Linked DNA regions of Homo sapiens: region 2 is linked to region 1. A link is a loop called in an ENCODE intact Hi-C map of the cell type or tissue named here. Cell type or tissue: spleen. All regions are shown on one strand. Links, peaks and the distances in the headings refer to the core of each region. The heading gives the core; the rest is flanking DNA. Region 1 overlaps SLC38A12 (solute carrier family 38 member 12). Region 2 overlaps FDXR (ferredoxin reductase).

Region 1 (2,896 bases), core at 286-2,785:
GGTAGCTAGGACTACAGGCACATGACACCACACCTGGCTAACATTCTGTACTTTTTTGATGTGCTCCTTTCTTTTCCCTTGTTTTCCTCCCTCCTCCTCGTCCATCCTACTGGCTCCCAGGAGGAGGAAGATGACGACTCCTCCACAGCCTCAGACAGCGATGTTCTCATCCGGGACAACTACGAGCGGGCAGAGAAGCGGCCCATCCTGTCTGTGCGTAAGTCTTGGGGTTCTCGCGGGCCCGCACTTCCCTCCGGGCCACAGGGTTCCCTTTCTTCATGGAGAGGGCCCTGGAGAGGCTCCCCGCAGATTCTGGCATTTCCTGCCCCTGGGTTCTGAGGCAGGCCCTGTGGTAGACTCAAAAGAGCACAGGGTTTCAGTCCTGGGCACAGGCCTGGCCCCTGCTGGCTTGGCCACTACTCAGATTTGCAGCTTGGTAAGTTCCTTGACCTGTGCACCTCAGTTTCCCCCCATACCCCTTCCTGTTACTGAGATGATTAAATGCCTGGTTCCTTGCCTGGTGCACCCTGGAAGCTCAAGTAGATGTCGTTCTGTGGCATCTCTTCTTCCTCCTGCCTTGTGCCCTCATGTTCATACATGCCCCTGCCTTGCTGTCTCCTCCCTGGTCGGCTGGGTTAGGCTCTGACGCCTGCTCTCCCTTTCACCCCAGCAGGAGCATCTCTGAATTCCCTTAAAAAAAAAAAAAAAAAAAAGACTGTGTTAAACCATGTCAAGCAGGAAACATTAGGAAAAGTTTTCTCGAGTTTGGACACTTGGGGATTTCATGGTTTAGATAATTCAGTGAGGTCCTCACCACCCTCTGAAGCTCTCCACGTGAAGAACCACTTCCTCTTCCTTGTTCTTTTGGCTCTGCAGAGAGACGTGGATCTCCCAACCCGTTTGAAATCACAGACCGGGTGGAAATGGGACAAATGGCCTCCATGTTCTTCAATAAAGGTAGAAGTTCTTTTGGGGGTGGGGTGTGGGGAAACGGGGAGCTGGTGCTTCCCTGCAGGCCTGCACCCTTGTAATGAGGGCTCCACCCTGACAGCCAGACCATGGGGCAGAGCAGGTGGTAGAGCTGCTCCCTCAGCACCTGAGAAGCCACCTTGCTGACCTGTTTTCCTGGATTCCTCCCTGTCTGCGGGCATTAAAAACAAAGAGGCCGCTTCTCTAGCGGAAGTCAGGAACCCCAGGCAGCTACTCCAGCCAGGGTCAGGAACCCCAGGCAGCTACTCCAGTGAGGGTCAGGAACCCCAGGCAGCTACTCCAGCGGAGGTCAGGAACCCCAGGCAGCTACTCCAGTGAGGTTCAGGAACCCCAGGCAGCTACTCCAGTGAGGGTCAGGAACCCCAGGCAGCTACTCCAGTGGAGGTCAGGAACCTGAGGCAGCTACAAAATAAGCTTTTTCCTTTTCCTGCAAAGGAAGTTGATGGAGGCCGGTTGATGGTTTTGCACCTCCTGCTTGATTGCCTCTGACCTTGCCCTCTTCTGGCCGATTCTGTCTAGAATAACACCTTCTGACAGCGCTAGAATCTGCTATGCGCACGCCTGGGCGTGGCTTCCCAGTGGCCGGCAGAGGGCGCTAGGAGCCCACACCCAGGCTTGCTGAGTGAGACCGGAGCCCTGAAGTGTGCTGGTGAACCTGCTCCTTCCTGGGATCTGGCTGCAACCATAAGGGAGCCACCCAACTCTGGGGTTGAGTTGTTGGGTGTGCCAGCGACATCTTATATCTCCATGGCAAATCTGGTTCTTTTGGAAGATGAGCTATTTAAGAGTTTAGTGGGCCGGGCACGGTGGCTAACTCCTGTAATCCCAGCACTTTGGGAGGCCGAGGCAGGCGGCTCACGAGGTGAGGAGATCGAGACCATCCTGGCTAACACGGTGAAACCCTGTCTCTACTAAAAATACAAAAAATTAGCCGGGCATGGTGGCAGGCGCCTGTAGTCCCAGCTACTCGGGAGGCTGAGGCAGGAGAATGGCATGAATCCTGGAGGCGGAGCTTGCAGTGAGCCAAGATCGCGCCACTGCACTCCAGCCTGGGCTACAGAGCGAGACTCCGTCTCAAAAAAAAAAAAAAGAATTTAATGGCCAGGCATGGTGGCTTATGCCTATAATCCCAGCACTTTGGGAGGCCGAGGCAGGCGGATCACTTGAGACCAGGAGTTGGAGACCAGCCTGGCCAACATGGTGAAACCCCATCTCAAGTAAAAATATGAAAATTAGCTGGGCGTGGTGGTGCACACCTGTGGTCCCAGCTACTCCAGAGGCTGAAGCACAAGAATCACTTGAACCTGGGAGGCGGAGGTTGCAGTGAGCCGAGATCACACCACTGCCCTCCAGTCTGGGCTGCAGAGTAGGACCTTGTCTCAAAAAAAAAAGAAAACCAGAAAAAAGAGTTTAGTTTTTAATGCCCAGACCTGTTTATTTCCATTTCATTGAGAGTCAGTCACATTCTCAGTTCATCCTTCCCCTTGCAACTGTCTTCGAAGATTTTCTGCCCCTTTGTCAAAGCCCCGTTTGTCGAGTGGGCTGCCCTACCAGTTCTTTCTAGTCTTAAATGTGGCTGCACTTAACTTAGAGCCGGGGGGACTGTAGGAACTAGAATCTCTTTGACTGCTTTTTAGGACGTTAAGCATTTAGGCAGGGCGATGTGATTATCAGCCAAAGGCCGCCCTAGGGCCTGGTTCACCCTCCCTGCTGGACCGGCCTCACAGAGGGATTTCAGAATTCAGCAAAACCAACTGGTCAGGTTCAGCCCGCATCTGTGCTTCTCCTTTGTTCCATTTCCATCCCTCCCGTCTCACCAGCCTGAGCAAGCATAAGCGTTTCCTCCTGGCAGCAACGCAAAGTCCCCTTCCAAATGCAAGCTTTAAAATAAAGTGCACATTGGAAG
Region 2 (2,829 bases), core at 1-2,500, 74 kb after region 1:
TGGGCAACACCAGGCGGGTGGCAGAGGCCTGGGAAGGGGGTGTCTTTGGGAAACATGAGACTCACCTCCAGTCTAGTGACTGCTAGGCGGACACCTGCTGCCCGCCGCCCATCTGGTGAGGGCAGCACCTGCTGGGGGCTTCGGAAAAAGCGGAGGCCCCAGGCACGGGAGGCCGATGCCTGGCGGGCAGCTTCCGCCGGCCCTGGCTTCTCTGTGGCCGTTCGAAGCAGCAGTTCCGTCAGCCGCTTCCTCGGGCGGGGGACCTCTGTCAGCAACGTAGAATGTCTCCAGGCTGTCCCTGGGCCCCGGCCCTCTCCCTGCATGCCCTTCCCCAATCCCTCTCTGACCTAGGCCACCCTCTCCCTAGTAGTTGGGGGGCCAGGCCAGGGCCCCTCACCCTTGATCTTGTCCTGGAGACCCAAGAAATCCACAGGATCCAAAATGGGCCGGGCTCCCGGTAACTGAATCATCTCCCGAAGCTCCTTGAAGGTGGGAGCAGGGAATGGGGGAGGAGGTCAGGCCCAGAACACAGTCCACCTGAGCCCACCCCAGGGTCCAGCCCAGGCAGGAGAGACCACCACCCGCCTCCTCCCCAAAGGCACAGGGCCCCCGGGGCCCTGACTGCTCCCCTTCTTCCATCCCAGGCAGCAGCTACTCCCAGGGGCTCTGCCCCACCCCAACCCCTTAAGGAGAGGCCCCCTCCACCTGGAACCCTGGCTCCTCCCACTCTGGCCCCAGCACCTTAATGGTGAAGGCCACTTGCAGGGGTCCACGCCGGCCCACTAGCCACACTGTCTTCACTCGACTCTGCCTCAGTACACCCAGGGCTGCCTTCGTGATGTCCGTTCTCTGGCACAAAAGGAGGGCCTTGGAGTCATCAGACACTGACCGAGGAAAGGGGACTCTCCATTTGGTCATGTCCCCACCGTGGGCCTGGAGAAGGCTGGCGGCTCAAAATTGCGCCACTGCTCCCCCCTGGTGGCCAGATGGAGCATTGCTGCCAACTCTGCAAATGGCTCCAACTAATAGCACACCAGGCCCACACTTTCATTCAACAAGTATGTAGTGGGCCTCTACCATGTGCTCACCCCCATGCAAAGAGCTTGGAGGGGCGGGGTGGTCAATGGTGAGGAAAAGAGACAAGGAGCAGGCCCTCTCAGAGCTTGTGATCTGCTGGGGAGAGAAATACTCATCAAATACTCATCAATGTGTGTAAAATTGCTGTGGCGATGATATGCGGTGAAACAGAAGTAGACAGGTCTATGGGAGGAGGCACGATGGGGGAGTGGACCAATTCAGGGAAGTCCTGGAGGAAGGGACAACCGAGCCAAGATCTCAAAGATGAACTTTAACTGTTAACTGGTGGGAGGTGAGTGGGGATGATCCAAGCAGGGGATGTGGCTTACTGAAGAGTAAGAGAAAAACGCCACTTAGCTGGAGTGCAGAAAGTGAAGGGAAAATGGTAGAAGAGGAAGCTCATGGCACTGCCCTTCAGAGAGCCTCTGCCTGGGCACCACGGGGAAACAGAGGCACTGAGCCCAGCTTGGAGAGGTAAGGCCTGAACCCTGCAGACAAGGGCACTCTCTCCTCAGGGTGACCCCACCTCCAACCCCGCCAGCCCTGACCTACCACTCACCTCCAGGTGCTCAGGTGGGGTCAGTAGGATGCGGGCCACGTCCAGAGCCACGTTCCCCTGCCCCAGAATCACGGCTGTGTCACAGCTCAGGTCTGGCTCCAGCTGGAGGGGAAAGGTCTTGATAGGGTCCCCCAGCCTCGCTCCACTCAGTTCATCTCAGTCTGCAGGTGCCTCATGCCTGGTCCCCACTGTGCCCTGGGGCTTCCCCACACCGGGAAAGTCCACAACTCTGGTCCCTCCTCCCCCACCTGGACCCAGCTCTCCCCCGAGGCCCTCCACAGCTGGCCTCCCGCCTCAGTCAGCACAATGTCACAGCTCGCCACTGGATGGCAGCTCCCTCTTCCCCCAGGTCTGGCATCCAAGGGCTGAGGGGCGGGGAGGAAGAGGCAGCGGGCGTGCTCCCCATACTCACCTCCTGGTTCTCAGGAAGCCCGTTGTACCAGCCCACGAAGGCCCGGGCGGAGCACACACCTGGCAGCTCCTCACCAGGAATTTCCAGGGCCCGATGGTCCTCTGCCCCGTAGCTCTGATGAAAGATGGCAGGCCCGAGACCCACAGCCTTCAGCACCAGCACTGATAGGCCGGGCAGCCCCCCAGGCTCCCAGCGGCCTCCTTCCAGCTTCTCAGCAGCTTGCATCCTGGCCTCACCCCTGCTGCCTTCCACCCCGAGCCACCGGCCTCCTTCTGCAGCCCCTGCCTCCCCAAGCCAGGGCCTAGCTGCACTCACCAGCACCACAGCGTGGTAGGCCTCCTGCAGCTCCGGCACCGTCACGTCCCTGCCCACCTCCACGTTGCCCCAGAAGGCACAGCGGCCAGAATGGGCCGTCTGGGTAAATGTGTTGATGACATTCTGCCAGGTCCCCCGGGAATGGGAGGGGTTAGAGGGTAAGGCAGCTCCAGGGACCAAGTCTGCACCACCCTCACCACTCTGTGTCCCCAGGAGGGAAGCTGGGTGGCATGGGCACAGACGGCATGAAGTCCTGTCATCCAGCCAGGGAGCCTCCCTGCCCTCCTCATCTTGACCAAAGTCTCCAAACCCCAGCCTCCAGGCCCAGAGACACCCACCTTCACCTCGGGGTGATCAGGCGCCACACCAAAGCGCACCAGGCCAAAGGGCACAGGCTGTTTCTCGTAGATGTCCACGTGGGCCTGGGGGTGCTGCTGGGGAACAGGGTGGCAGCTGGTGGGGCCGA

Evidence for each region. Peaks named below come from ENCODE experiments on the same cell type or tissue, not always from the same donor. Only the 100,000 strongest peaks of a DNase experiment are listed, where the experiment ranks them.
Region 2: it touches region 1 in a loop (6-fold over the local background); 104 of 110 quality-filtered maps call a loop at or near these places.

Annotation. Positions count from the first base shown.
Region 1 is chr17:74,790,080-74,792,975 of GRCh38, forward strand. SLC38A12 (solute carrier family 38 member 12) reads left to right here. Exons shown (of 10, transcript NM_017728.4): 5 at 121-217; 6 at 877-957. Among named protein-coding and RNA genes, the nearest start is that of SLC38A12, 15 kb to the left of the region's middle. In spleen, for the core only: a CTCF peak has its summit at 1,562 (motif pointing right); a DNase peak (open chromatin) is centred at 1,572; H3K27ac peaks cover 299 bases.
Region 2 is chr17:74,864,083-74,866,911 of GRCh38, forward strand. It overlaps FDXR (ferredoxin reductase), which reads right to left. Exons shown (of 12, transcript NM_024417.5): 3 at 2,702-2,794; 4 at 2,364-2,486; 5 at 2,049-2,162; 6 at 1,637-1,738; 7 at 742-849; 8 at 398-482; 9 at 66-265. Among named protein-coding and RNA genes, the nearest start is that of GRIN2C, 5.6 kb to the left of the region's middle. In spleen, for the core only: CTCF peaks have their summits at 1,011 (motif pointing left) and 1,212; a DNase peak (open chromatin) is centred at 969; H3K27me3 peaks cover 768 bases.